2 separate regions of the Homo sapiens genome follow, and region 1 is linked to region 2. Evidence: chromatin contacts called from ENCODE Hi-C or POLR2A ChIA-PET data. All regions are on one chromosome and are shown on one strand. Each heading gives the region's core, a stretch centred on a gene start or an enhancer-like site at or near the end of the contact. The rest is flanking DNA. Distances are from core to core; before and after follow the strand shown.

What was found. A loop is a pair of places that touch in the nucleus more often than their neighbours do. ChIA-PET counts read pairs that join two places held with the same protein, here RNA polymerase II (POLR2A). Pooled maps may share reads with other maps.
Region 1: a loop to region 2 is called in a map with no recorded cell type, with 14 times the contacts of the local background. The contact joins two enhancer-like sites. A Hi-C loop is called at or near these places in 2 of 37 single-sample maps with no recorded cell type and 5 of 50 pooled maps. POLR2A ChIA-PET finds 5 or more read pairs at or near these places in 1 of 52 experiments (OCI-LY7).

Annotation. Positions count from the first base shown.
Region 1 is chr17:27,802,593-27,810,344 of GRCh38, reverse strand. No RefSeq gene overlaps it. Among named protein-coding and RNA genes, the nearest start is that of NOS2, 5.9 kb to the right of the region's middle. RefSeq lists enhancers at 1-60, 1-1,533, 2,147-2,266, 4,012-4,031, 3,948-4,187 and 4 more, a silencer at 1,449-1,611, cis regulatory regions at 6,319-6,458, 7,117-7,252 and promoters at 1-7,752, 1,528-7,752. Within about 2 kb of position 2,129, at least 10 of the 41 ENCODE cell types and tissues checked have a DNase peak (open chromatin) inside an H3K27ac peak, as active enhancers do.
Region 2 is chr17:27,213,280-27,220,142 of GRCh38, reverse strand. No RefSeq gene overlaps it. Among named protein-coding and RNA genes, the nearest start is that of MIR4522, 77 kb to the left of the region's middle. RefSeq lists enhancers at 975-1,024, 2,113-2,462. Within about 2 kb of position 2,407, at least 5 of the 41 ENCODE cell types and tissues checked have a DNase peak (open chromatin) inside an H3K27ac peak, as active enhancers do.

The DNA.
Region 1 (7,752 bases), core at 880-3,379, 590 kb before region 2:
GCTTAAGAGCCACCGAGGACGAAGGCAGATTGGACATCTGGAACCACGATGGTCAGGGGCAGGCTGCAGGTTGCTATGTCTCTACTTGATGCAGGTCCTCAGGGAAGCAGGCTGTCCCACCAAAATCAGAGCTCAGAACTCAGGGTCAGGTATCTACTCCCATATGTCCATCCATCCATCCATCCATCCATCCATCCATCCATCCGTTTGTCACTCACTCATTCGTCAATGGTCCATTGGCTACTTCACATCCACTAGAAGCTATATGACACAAAAAAGAAAGCCCATTACTGGTGTTGTCAAGGATGTGGACTGATTGGGACCCTCTTCCTATGCTGGTAGTGATATAAAATGGTGCAGCAGCCACTTCAGAAAATAGTCTGGCAGTACCCCAAAAAAGTTGAACATAAAGTTTCCCTATGACCCAACAATTCTATTCCAAGATAATTGAAAGTACATGTTCACACAAAAACCTGTACTCAAACATTTATATTTGGACAGCAATATTCACAGTGACCAAAAAATAGAAACAACCCAAATGGCCATCAATTGATGAATGGATGCATAAAATGTGGTATATCCATACAGTGGAATATTACTAAGCCATAAAAAGAATGAAGAACTTAAACATGCCACGTGAATGAACCCCAAAAACATTATAAGTGAAACAAGCTAGACACAAAGGGCCAAATATTATATGATTCCATTTGTATAAAACATCCAAAATAAGCAAATCTATAGTGAAAAAAAAGTAGATTTAGTGGTTTCTAAGAGTTGGGGGTAAGAAATAGGGAGTGACTGTTAATGGGTACAGGGTTTCTATTTGGGGTGACAAAAACGTTCTGGAATTAGATAGTGGTGATAGTTTCATAACTTTGTGAATATACTAAAAACCACTGAATTATACTCTTTAAATGGGGGAATTTAATGGCACGTGACTTTTTATCTCAACAAAACAAAATCCACTGAGCACCTAGTCTGGGCCAAGCATGCTGCTGGTGCTGCAGAGATGTGAGACATGACCTTGGCCTTGGGAAGCTTGTGTCTAGTAAAAGAGACAGAGCAGTGAGACCACAATTAAAACAGTGGGATCAGTGTTGAGGAGAGGGGAGCCTAAGGGATTTGGGGAACCCCAAGGGGCTTGAGGATGGAGGGTCAGGGGAGCCCCTAGAGGCAACAATGCCATGAAGTAAAGCAGAGTCTGAAGGGGATTCGAGTCAGGGCAAGGGTGGGCTAGGGAGCTGTCGGGAAGGACATTCCAGCAACAGGGAACAGTGTGTGCAAAGGCATGGCTTACTAGAGAGCTCCTGGAGTTGGGGGGAGCTCTGAAATGCAGGCCAGGATGAGACAGGCTAGACACAGGTATTGGAAGCAGAAGTTCAAGGTTCTTCCTTCCGGCATGGGAGCTTCCCTTGTAAGCTCAGCAGGAGGACAGCCTTTCCTCCTGTTGGGGACTGTCACCTCCTCTGAGAGTACTCCCCCAGGCTTCCCTGCCCAACCCCGCCCCCACCTGGCCTCTTGGGCCCTCCCGGGAGCCCCTGGGGAACTCCTGCATTGCTCAGTCCTTCCTCCAGGGCCCTGACAGCATCACAGATCATTTCATTGATTTTCCTGCCTCTTCCCCAGGAGCTGTCTTTGCCCTTTAAACAGTTGTTGTCTACAAGAGCTTGGTCTTGGGTGAGAGAGGGCTGCCTTGAGCCTCAGACCGGTGGTGTCCCTAAGATGCTCCTCCCAGAAGCATTTGGAATCAAATGGACCTGAATCTTGGTTCTGCAGCTTTAGCTGTATGATCTTGGGAAAAATTCTTTAATCTTCCTAAGCCTCAATTTTGTCATCTGTAAAATAGGGTTGACACAGCTCACCTCACAGTGTGGTGGTGTGGAATGCATGAGATAACACATTAAAAAGGCCCTGGCAGTCAGCTGGGCATTGTTTCTTGAGCTCCAGCATGTGCCAGGTGCTGGGAGAATAGCAGTAGGCAGAGCCAGCCAGCTCGGTGCTGCTGCTCTGCTAAAGCTACAGCTACGCTCCGGCTCTGGCAAGATAGGAGCGTGCTCAAGCTGAACTGCAGGGCAGGTGCTGCGTACATCCTCTCGCTACTCCTCCCCAAGGCTTGAGGAGGTGGGGACTCTGTGATTATCCACACTTTACAGATAAGCAAACTGAAACCAAAAGTAACCTCTCCAATGCCCACAGATGAATTTAGGTGGCAGGCCTGAGACTTGTCCCTGAGTCTGCCTGACAGTGGCCTCTGCCGTTATTAATAGCTTGCCCCCCACAGCCTCCCACTCAAATTGCTGGAGGAATTACCCTTCCTCCCTTCCTCCAATTCTTCCTTCACCCACCAAGAGCCAGACCCCACCTCTGTTTCAAGAGTGAGCCGCTCAGCTTTGGCCAACCGTCCTAGCATTTCGATGCACTTGGCCTGTCCCCCTGGTTTCCACTCTGTTTTTAAGGAGGCAGCCCCTGTCCCCCAAATGCACCGCCTCCAACAGGCTCTGGGACTCATCTTGCCATCTCTATTGGCAGCAGAGTGGGGAGGGAGAGAGACAGCCAGCTTGTCTGCCATCACTCACCACTGGATCCCCAGGGCCCAGCTTGGAAAACTCACGGACGATGCTCAGAAAACCGGTGTAACTCCTGCAGAACAGCCAGGGGCGTGGGCAGCCGCCCTCTCTGTGCCTCCTGTAATGAAAATGGGTGCTAGAGGCTCTTTTCCTTTGGGAAAGGTGAATTACTGGCACAGCCACACGTCTGAGATAGTATTTCAAAAAGTAAGGAGTCACTTTTTATATTATAAAACTAACATATGCACAGATAGCAAATACAGAGAAGGGTAAAGAAAAGATAACTATTGCCCATAATTCTACCACTTTTTAATATTTTAGTATTTTTTTCTCACATTTTTTCTGTCTTTATTTTACATGTTAGGGGTTATCATTTTTCTACTGATATCATGAACATTATTTCTTATCATAAAGACTCTTTTTTTTTTTTTTTAAGAGATCAGAGTCTCACTGTTGCCTAGGCTGGAGAGTGCAATGGTGCAATCATAGCTCACTGCGGTCTCTTAATTCCTCAGCTCAAGTGATCCTCCCACCTCAGTTAGTAGCTAGGTCTACAGGTGCTTGTCACGATGCCCAGCTAAATAAATCCTTTTTTTTGAAACAGGGTCTCACTTTGTTGCCCAGGCTGGGGTGCAATGGTACAATCACAGCTCACTGCAGCATCGACCTCCTGGTCTCAAGCGATCCTCCCACCCCAGCCTCTCGAGTAGCTGGGACTGCAGGTGTTCACCACCACACTTGGCTAATTTTTGTAATTTTTGTATTTTTTGTACAGACAGGGTTTTGCCATGTTGGCAAGGCTGGTCTCAAACTCCTGGGCTCAAGCAATCCTCCCATCTTAGCCTCCCAAAATGCTAGAATTTACAGGCATGAGCTACCACACCTGGCCAAAAAATTCTTAATACACTTTTTTTTTGGCCACGTAATGGTACACTATAAAGCTGGCCTGGTGTGCCTTTCTCTATGCTGATCACTTGGGTTGTTTCTGGCTCTCGTAGAGAGCGATGCTCCAGACATCTCTGTGCACACAGTGGTCAGGCTCTGCAGAAGTTGCCAGTCGTTGCTACATTCTGCCTTTCAGGGGCACTCTGGTGGGGAAGATAACTTTTCCAAGAGCATCAAAGACCAGATATGTATGAGGTGGGGAGACTCAGAAAGCCCAGATACCACAGCTGGAAAGGCCTCAGAGACCCTTAACTGAGGAAAGGGAGGCCCGGAGGGCTTATGTGGCCTAACCAAAGATGCAGCGCTTCTTAGGGAAGGATACAAGAGGGTGGGCTTAGCTGAAGCTCTTGGCATTTAGAACTTCTTGGATCAGCATCCAGCACCCTCAGAGGCTGTACCTGGGGAGGAGGTACCTCTCTTCCTCCATTTGACCCAATTCTAAACCCCCTGTAGCAGTGACGTCTGTCTTCGTCTCATTCCAGTGCACTTTGTGAATTCTAGAGGGCTTTCCCAGAACCAAGGAAGGCTGCTCTGCCCACAGCAGGCCTTGGGAATTTAACCTCCCTGGGAGCAGCCTCAATGAGTGATGCTCTGGAACTGCTGGGTCAGTAGCCCAGCCCCTGGCCCCTTGGATGGGATCATTTGAAGCCCTGTTTTCTGCACCATTTTTCAAGTTCCCTGGTGGGGCTGAGTCTGGTTGCAAATCGTGAAAGCTGCCCTATAGTACTTTTACCAGCTGCCTCCCTTTCTCTGTCTCACTTCCTCATTCCCCTCCTGATGTCCCCTGCACTTCCCAGATACACTACTTGCCCCTGAATCTTGCCCCTTGAACCATCACACCCTGGGACTACCCCAGGTGCCACTCTGTTTGTTGTTTCTCCGCCTAGAAGGACGGGCACCCAGGAAGCAAAACGGGAGGGCAGGGAAGGGAGGGTGTTCTGGGGAGGCTTGACAAGAAACGAGGCTTTTAAAAGAAACAGCAGCAAAGTGCCAGGCCTGCACCAGCCAGCTTGAGTCACACTCCAGGGACTCAGCAAAGCTTGTCCACCTTCCTGGTCCACCCTGGGCCTGTCCATCCTGGAGTGACCACCGGGCGTTTCCAGTAAAAATCCCTTCACTTCACTTCCGTCATCTCCGAGTCAGGCAAGGTGGTGGAAACCGGGGAAGACCTCAGCTTCGGAGCTGCTGGAATTTGTGTGACTCACGCCCTCCAGTGGTCACTTGACAAATGACATAGGGCTCACGGTCTGGGGACTTGAGCTTGTTAGGGCCTCAGAACCGGGAGGGTCCCAGGAATGCCTCTTCTCAATGCCTTCCTTTGACAGCTGAGTGGAGTGAAGGCCCCACAGGACACGTGACTCGCCACGGGACATGCACACACACAAATAGAGAGTAAGAGCCACGCCCCTGTGTTTCCTTCACGTCCCACCTTTATCATTTGTGTCACATCTGCATGCACCTATACTGTTATTTGCTTAAACATTTTACCTTAAACTGGCTCTCTTTAAACCTTAAATATATTTCTAAAATAAAATTTTTATCACTTTCTGTGAGGCGGGGCACACAGTAGGAACTCCGTCTCCTCCTTCCATGGCCTTGCACAGAGCTGGCACCAGACACTGACATGGAGGGGAGAACATTCAACCCCAGGTAATCCTCAGCTCCTACCTTGATCTCAGTTTCCCACTCTCTCATTGTCACCTCTCCTTGCCCCTGGGTGTACTCACCTGTAGCAAAATGGGTAAGCACACAGTGGGCGCACAAGTGGGGTCCAGTCAAGGTCTCAGACCTGGGTCAGTCCTCAGCTTTGCCACTTACAAACTGAGTGACATTGAGCTGGTCGCTCAAACTTTCTGTGTCTCGGTTTCCTTATTGGTGAATTGGGGATAGTATTATAATAGTACCTGCCACACAACGTTGTTGGAGGATTAACTGAGATAATAAATGGAAAGCCCAGGGCCTGGCTGTATTTATGGAGCAAGCACCAGAGCAAGTGCAAGCTGGGACTCCAGGGTTGTAGCCCTGCCACCACCTGACTGTGTGGTCTTGGACAAGTCATTTGGCTTTGCTTAGCCTCAATTTCCCCATCTATAAAATGGGGCTAGTGATCATTCCCACCCCATAGGACTGTTGTGTGGATTAAATGCTTGGTATGTTTAAGTGCCTTGCTCAGTAAACGTTAGCTCTGATCAATTGTTTTTGTAGAAAAGCCTTCAAAGTTGCTAACTTCCGAGGGCTAACTGGATCTGAACCATCTTCACAGCCTGGCATAGAAACAGATCAAATCAATCCAGTGGAAAATCAATTCCAGGATAATGAGCCCAAGACATTCCCGTGCTGATTGCTGTCAGCATGGTGCCTAGGACAGCCTGGGAAGGCAGGGAGGAGGGCATTTCTCCACAGCAGCCTCGGAACCTCTATCGCCACCCTCCGGGGGGCCCACCTGTCCCCCGCCTGCCCTTCAAGGTGCTCTTTGATTTCTCCCCAGCAGAATTCACCTGCTGCATCCATCATCAGAAGAGGCCAGGAATGCGGCCTGCTGGGTGGGCAGGGCCAAGAAGAAGGCAGCCGTGCAGGCCCAGGAAGCCGTAGGAGACTTGCCAACCTCCAGGAGGGGGCCAGCCCTGGACCCTGCAGACAGGCGCTCTGGGGAGGGTACCAGAAGCTCACTGTTTGTCCCGGCTTGAAGGCTGTTTGCTGTGTGACCTTGGTGAGTCTCCTAACCTCTGTGTATCATCACAATCATTATCACTATTTTTACTCTCCTCCTCTTCCTATTTGCCGGTTAAGAGAGGATTGGGATAGTGGTCATGGTTATACAACATTGTGAATATTCTAAAAACCATTGCATTTTACACTTTAAAATAGTTAATTGGTAATTTTATGTTATGTGAAATTTATTCCAATTAAAAATTAAAAATACATACATGAATTTAATGTTACAAAGGGAGAGAGAGGACCGGGAATTTAAAAGCAGGTGTTTGTGGTGGGACGGGGACCTGTCTGAGGAAGGATACTTCAGAAGGCAAGTCCTGGCATCCACTTGCTCTTTGTCAAAAGGGAAATTGTTACTCTCTGACTCCCAGCAAGGATAATAAATTCTTACTTGGCTGACTTTTTGCTCAATGGCTCAAAGCATTTTCTTGTATCTCGTTTATTTACTTTTATTTTTATCACCTTTTGTCACGAGAAAAGTCAGGCCCAGAGAGAAGTGGCTTTTCCAAGATCACATGGTAGGTCAGCAGTGAAGCTGTGCCTCGAACCTGGGACCTTTCAGGCTAAAGGAAACCAGAACATGCCACGCCCAGATATGCCGATATGGCATCCTGATTATCTCCAGCTGAAGGCATTTGAGAAAGAGCAGCTAGAGAGAGGGCTATCTGAACTGCCCTGTCCTGCCTGCAGCAAGCCATAAACATTCCTTGGAGAAAGATGCTTTCCCAGCATCAAGATGAGAAGATAACTTTTATCAGCTCAGAGATGGCACCAGAGCCATCTACAAATACAAACAAACCTTGCTATCCTACTCCTTAGCTCACTTCCACATGTTTACCTTCTCACAGCTTGCCACCCCTGGAAGCCTACAACTGCATTCGTCTTGTCACCTTTCTCTTCTTTCTTTCTTTCTCTCTTTCCTTTCCTTTCTTTTCCTTTCCTTTCCTTTCCTTTCCTTTCCTTTCCTTTCCTTTCCTTTCCTTTCCTTTCCTTTCCTCCTTTCCCTCTTTTTTTTCCTTTTTTTTCTGAGACAGGCTAGGGTGCAGTGGCGCGACCATAGCTCTCTGCAGCCTCTAACTCCCAGACTCAATTGATCCTCCCACCTGATCCTCCTGAGTAGCTAGGACTACAGTAGCTGGGCATGCCACCATACCCAGCTAATTTATTTTCAATTTTTCTGTAGAGATTGGATCTCACTATGTTGCCCAGGCTGGTCTCGAACTCCTGGCCTCAAGCAATCTGCCCACCTCAGCCTCCCAAATTGCTGGGATTCCAGGCATGAACCACCGTGCCCAGCCATCTTGTCACTTTCTAAAATGCATTGCTCTTCATGGCAGATGCTCCATAAGCCAGAGTTCTAAGCCGCAGCATTGAGTTACTTTCACTGAGGCTTCTCCTGCGTGGTGTGCATCACAGACATTAACAAACTTGCTTTTTTTTCTCTATTATTAATCTGTCTTTTGTTACAGTGTCTTTCCCAACAAATAACTTAAGATGATTGAGGAGAAATTATATTTCCTTCCCA
Region 2 (6,863 bases), core at 1,158-3,657:
GATGTCAGCAAAAAATATAGATCATATATATAAATGAAACAAATGGGCCAGGCGCAGTGGCTCACGCCTGTAACCCCAGCACTTTGGGAGGCTGAGGTGGGTGGATCATTTGAGGCCAGGGGTTTGAGACCAGCTTAGCCAACATGGAGAAACCCTGTCTCTATTAAAAAATTACAAAAATTAGCAGGGTTGTGGTGGTGCATGCCCATGATCTCAGCTATTCGGGAGGCTCGAGGCACAAGAATCACTTGAACCTGGGATGCAGAGGTTGTAGTGAGCCAAGAAACAAGAAGCAAAATTTTAATAATAATTGAATTTTGTTCCTGGGTATATATAGGTGTTCATTGTACTATTCTTCGTAAGTTTCCATGTGTTTAAAATTTTTCATGTTAAAACACTTTTAGAAACACTTATACAAGCCAAACTTTATATAATAGACTTCAGACCATCTAGAAGAGGCTAATTTGTTACTACATAGCTGGACGGTAAGGATGGAGGTACCTCATTTGCCCTAAAACTAGCCCTAACCCGATCCTACTCCTTCCAATGCCTGCTGCCTCAGACGTAGCCTGTCCTTGCTCCAGGCCCAGGAGGAGCTAGGGGTAAGGGCACAATCAAGTTTCAATTTAGCTACTCAGAATCCAAATTAATAAATATCATTTCAGGCACTTCTGCTTTGTCTGCCTTTTTCCTGATACTTTCTCAGAGATGCCCAATGTAAAACAAGCCAGCCTCACATCAGACCTAGAGGAAAGGAAAATGTGATCTTTTTTATCACACAGAGCAGAGACTGTCGCAAATGGGCCTCAGGTGACGCAGTAGCTGTTGCTGCCCGTTTTACTTGCTGCAGCTCCTGGGGCCTCATCTCAGACCTACTGAATCTGAAACTCTGGGGTGCGGCCTAGCAATCTGTGTTTTAACAAGTCCTCTGGGCGATTCTGATGCACACTAAAGTCTGAAAACCACAGATGCAAAGAGACACAGAAATGTGTATGAATAGGCTTGTTTCATTTGGTCCTTCCATTTTATCAGTATGTAGCCTGTGTTTCATTATACCTGTGGTGGATATGCTAAAAAGCATTCTACAATGACACTCTCATGTGCATAATTCTGAGAGAGAGCTTCCATTAGAGTGTGCTCAAGAACCTGCAGGAAAGCGTTTCAGAAAAGTGCCAGTGTCACTTTAAGGAGCCACTCTGAGGGGAGATAAACCCAAGGATCATGGGCTGTTGCCAAATCTGTGGTGTCTTCTAACCTTGTGTGTCTTTTTGAGCTTGGTCATGTTTTGCAGAGAGCCATGGAGACCTGTAGTGTAGGTGTCTTATAGACATTTTCAAGTTTTTATGAGGCTTAATAAAAACTTGAAAATGCCTGCAACTATTTTATAGTTGTTTTAATTTATAAAAGCTTCCCAGCTGATGTTACATGCAGCCTGGACACTGCTCTAGTGTCCCTGACAAGTGAATATCTTTGATAAAAGTGTAAAGGAATTAGTAGAGTACCTTTGATAAAGTGCAAAGGACTCTTTGCTTCTTTCTGTTTCACACACATACATAGACACACACACACACACATATTTGATATGTATACATATAGAAGAAACAGAAAGAAACAAAGAGAGCTCAGTGAGGACATTGGGAGCAGGCTTTTGGATGGGATGGTGTGCTTCATCCAATGGAGCCCCCAGTTGGGCCCTGCTTCTACTTCCAGCTCCAAGCACTCCACACAGGGAGGCCTGAAGCAGCCACTGGCTCCCCTCCACCTCCTAGACCAAAGCAGCCTCCATCTGGCCTCAAAACATGGAGCTGTTGCTGCCCCCAGCCACAGCTGGCCCAGTTGCACTCATGCCACCCATTTGGCCTTCACATGATTGAGGCAGAAGATAAACACAGATGGGGCAGGTGAGCAGCAGGAAGTGTGCTGAATTTCCATCGAGGCAGGAAGTGCCCGTGCTGCACTATTTGAAGACAGTTTATCTAAAAACAATAAAAAAAATTCTTCTCCACTGGATCTGGATCCCCCTCTGGTGGAGATGGTTCTCCCCAACTGGGAGCCTGGGCGTTTTCATGAGTGGGCCACTTTCTTCAGGTGCAGGAGGCTGCAGGCTCCTCAAAGGGCGCATCTCCAAGGTGGGTCAGAAAATGCCACCTTCTAAAATAAAAATGAAAATGAATCACGTGCTTAAACTATGCTAAATGATGACTTGTAATCATGCTTCTGGGGTTTCTCTAGTATCAGCAAGGGGACTAAAATGTGACATAAATTGCAATTCAGGGATTGTGGTAGGCCTGAGTTAATGCACACCTGTTGTGGTGGACATTTGTCAATGTTTGTGGCAGCCTAGCATCTATGCCTTCCCTCTATCTGGGGGAAATTCCCACTGCGTCAGTCACAGCAAGCTACGCCTCCCTCTAGGGAAGTAGGAAGGTCTAGAGACTAACCTCTTCCCCAACACGCTTTTAGTTAGCACAAAGGCAAATGAAGGGCTGGCCAATCAGATGCTGTCACCCTAGACTTTATATTTGGAATAAATGTGTGGTGTGAGGCAAAGATGAATGGAAAGTTAGAATCCATGTGCACTGGAAGGATTTGGCCAAGGCATCCTGGTAGGATTGTTCCTGCTCAAAGATGATTATCTTGTATTCTGCTTCTTGGGCCTCTGTATCTTTTTTTTTTTTTTTTTTTTTTGCCCATATAGTTACCTTTCTGTGTGTACATGTGTGCATGTGCGTGAAGGCAAATTTAAAATATACAGTACATTTTTATTAGTCATAGTCACTATACTGTACACCCTGTCCCTATCTTCATTTTTATAATCTGTTTGTTGCTTCTTATAAATTCAAAGTGGCCTTGTAATCTCTTTTCTGTTTACAATAATCAGAGTTGTTTTCTGCTGCTTGCAACCAATAATTGACTATATACACATGTTTGGAAGGCATAGTATAATGCTGATTTTCAGGTGCTATAGGGATACCAAGATGAATACAGTCTGGAATGCACTATACACAGTGCATGAGAATACAGGCTCCATAGTGAGACAGGCTTGAGTTCAAGTCTTGTCTCTGCCACTCACTAGCTGGGTGACCTTTCACCTGTTCCTTTATCATGACTGAGTTTCATTTCCTCATCTGTAAAAGAGAACTACTAAATTTAAAAATTAACTGTGAGGGGCTGGGTGCGGTGACTCATGCCTGTAATCCCAGCACTTTGGGAAGCTGAGGTGGGCAGATTGCTGGAGTCCAGGAATTTGAGACCAGCCAGGGCAACATGGCAAAACCCCATCTCTACAAAAAATTAGCCAGATGTGGTGGTGTGCACCTGTAGTCCTAGCTACCTGGAAGTCCGAGGTGGGAGGATCACCTGAGCCTGGGAGTTCCAGGAGGCAGTGAGCTGAGATCACACCACTGCACTCCAGCCTGGGTGACAGAGTGAGACCCTGTCTCAAAAAACAAAAAAAATTAGCTGGGTATGATGGCTCAGGCCTACAGTCCTGCTTGGGTGGGGTGTGGGTTGAGGCCGGATGATCACTTGAGCCCAGGAGTTTGAGGCTGCAATGTGCTGTGATTGTGGCAATGCCCTCCAGCCTAGGTGACAGAATGAGACTGTCTCTAAAAACAAACCAAAAAGCAAAAATAAATTAAAAATAAACAGGGACACTACTCACATGATTGTTATAAGGATTAATGAGATGACAGTTGTAAAGGGCTCAGCACAGTGCCTGGTTTGGATAAGTACATGAAAAGTGTTGGCTCTGATGATGATGATAATGATTTTCTTTTTCTCTTTGATGATGATTCTTAACTGCAAGGAATTTATGATCTTGTAGGTCTGGCTCACATTCACTAGTTCTTCTCAAACTTCTATGGTAGAAATCCAGGGACAAGTGATGCTGTAACAAAAGGCAATCACTACATGGGGTCTAGAAATGGAGAGCCAAAGCATAAGACCATTTGTCAGTCATTCAACCAGTGAGACCCACAGATATGTATTCAGATATTTACTGAGCTCTTATTATATGCCACGGCCTTACTAAGCATGATTTTAATGGATCTAATGGTGGGAGAAAAAAGCTATGTCTAGAAGAAACATGCACTCTTTAAGAAAGCAAGGTTAATTTTCCAGCCTAAGAGAAGTGAATTCCTCTCAAAACCATCCTCTTTCTTTAGTCATCAAATGTGCTCTGAATGCTCACTAACTTACTTTCCCAGGGACCTCACAGTCAGGAAGTAGATATCCCCTAAGTGTAGTTATCAGGAATCATGTTCCAGGTGCTGGGCTTCCATGAAAAATTAAGTTTCTAAACTTGTGAAGATAAAGACCAGATTTAACACTGACAGTTGACCTCACTAAGAGGCAGAAAGCCTGTGAGGCCCATCCTGTGCAGATACACCCGTACAGTCAAATACGTTTTGAGCACATCTTGTAGCCAGGCATCGGGCTAGGCCCAGGGAATATCACAGCGAATCGGATAAGATGGCCCCTGCAGTCTTGGTGCTTATTCTATGTTGAGGAAGAGAGATGCTCACCAAAGAATTACATAGTCATGCAATGACAAACTGTCATAAGTACCCCATAGGAGATGTTTAGGGATTTATGAGATCATGTAATAGGGAACACTGATCTAGTCTAGGGAGCTAGGGAGGGTTTTGATGAGTAGGAGCACGCCTGAGCTTTGACCTTAATGATAAGTAGTGTTGACTATGTGGAGAGGGGAAGAAGGAACAGGTAAGCCAGAGAAAACAACATCGATAAAGGCCTTCTGGTGAGAGAGAGCAAGGCCTGGGCACCCACCTAAGGTGTTGTGGGAAACATACAATATTACCTGTAAGACACAATAAATATTAGTGGATAGAACAATAAGCTATAAAAATCAACATTTATGTAGCCATTATTATATTCTAAGAAATTTAAAAATGTATTAGGTTAATTAACACTAGCTACTATAGCAAAGAACCCCCCAAATCTCTGTGGCTTAATGCAACAAGGATTCATTTCTCCCTCACCTCACAGTGAATATGAGTTGGGCAGCTCTCTTGGGCAATCTCCTCCTAGCTGTGACTCAGGGATCCAGGCTCTTTCTATCTTGTAGCTCCATAACTCCCCAGAGCCTTCTTGAAGTTCTCTCCTAGATCTTTTCTATCTGATTGCCCAACTAGTAAAGAAAGAGTGTGGAACATAGTGTGGGACATTTTGGGAACAGGTTTGTAAGTGGCGTATATCACATCCACCTCTGTCAAATGGCCAGAACCTTGTCAACCTGGTCCCAACCTGATTGCCATAGAGGCCAGGAAATGTAGCTGTCTTGTGCATGGCATGACACCGAATGTATTCTCTTAACCATACCCAATATTTGCCAAGAAATCTGTTTCAAAAATCGGATGTAAGTGCTTATGTAAGGTACTATTCTGGATGAAACACAAACCAAACAGAATCAGATAGAAATGGTCACCAGATTTAGGAGCTTACCCCGACAGGGCCAACTCTGGCCAGGAAACTCACAAATTTAGAGCACATTCTGTTGAAGAAGACCATTAAACCCAGGCAGTGATTGCCAACTCCCTGGGACTGGAGAGGGGGCCAAGGGAGAGGTTTCACATTTCTCAGGGTGCTTGTGTAGTCTGGATAGGCATAGTCTAAGGTGACTGTAGGAGATCGGTCAGGGTGGTGGGAAAAATTGTAGAAAGATGCAAACCTTCTTGGAAGGCCAGGGGTTTGCATGGTTTCAGAAGGGGGTTTAGCTGAAGGCACCTGAATTCTCTTAAGAGCGTGGGTTAGATAACAAGGGGATGTAAAGAAACTGATCTGGATAAGTTAGTTTACTTATCCCTCAGAAACTGGCCTTTAATCATCCGCACACAGGACTGCTCTCTCTGGGGAAGGCGACCATGTTTATTATCCCCAAGTGTGTTGACTCAAAGCCTCTGTCATTAAATCTGTTCTAAATAAAGGCCTGCAGTGCCAGCTGGTCAGGGCTGTGGCTTCTGACTCTTTACAGCACCCTCCTCGGGGTCTGTGCATGGCCTGGTCCACTAGCCCACTCTTTCACTGGATAACTGTGTTTGAGTGTGTTCTTTCATCCATCGTTTGGCCAGAATCTGTGGGTTGGGTCCAGCAGGTGACCATAGTTTTAATATGTTTTTAGTCATGATGTCCCATTTATTTTGAAGTTTTGAATAAAATTGGGGTGGGTCATGGAAGGAAATACTTATATTGTTCAAAGGGGATTCAAAGAAGGTTGAGAAATTACAGACCAGGACAGGGTAGGGAATTACTTACCAAGTGCTGAATTTATGTGTGTGGAGATAAAATAAAGGAATCATAAAGATGTGATTTCTTCCCTTTCTCCTTCCCCCAGCCTGACCACATTTCACATTTTCTAAACTTGATGGGAATTTCCTCTTCAATCTCTGGCCTTGGAGAGAGAAAATTAGGGAAAGAGAGGACCAGGAATGAAAAGTTGGAGGGAAATAGAGGAGACTCTTAAATAAAAGAAAGTTGCTTAGAACATAGGGGAAGAGAAGATGTCATCAAAAGCCAAACTCCAGAGTTATGTTTAGGTGTTAGAAAGTGTTACTGGAAGGTTGGAAACCCAAATAAATACCAAAAAGATTCCAAAACTGAGTTTCAAAGAAGGGAGAGGTAGCCTGGTTTTTTGAGGTGTCTTCTGAGTGTGACCTGACTCTGGATAGGGCTTGAAGATTTGGAGTGGTGAGAGTAAATAGTAAATAACAAAAAGTAGGTAAGGCTTAGTGAGGTGTCCCACTCATGCAATTTGCCATGTGAATTTTTTTTTTTTTTTTTTTTTTTTTTTTCAATTCTTTTTTTTTTTTTTTTTATTGATCATTCTTGGGTGTTTCTCGCAG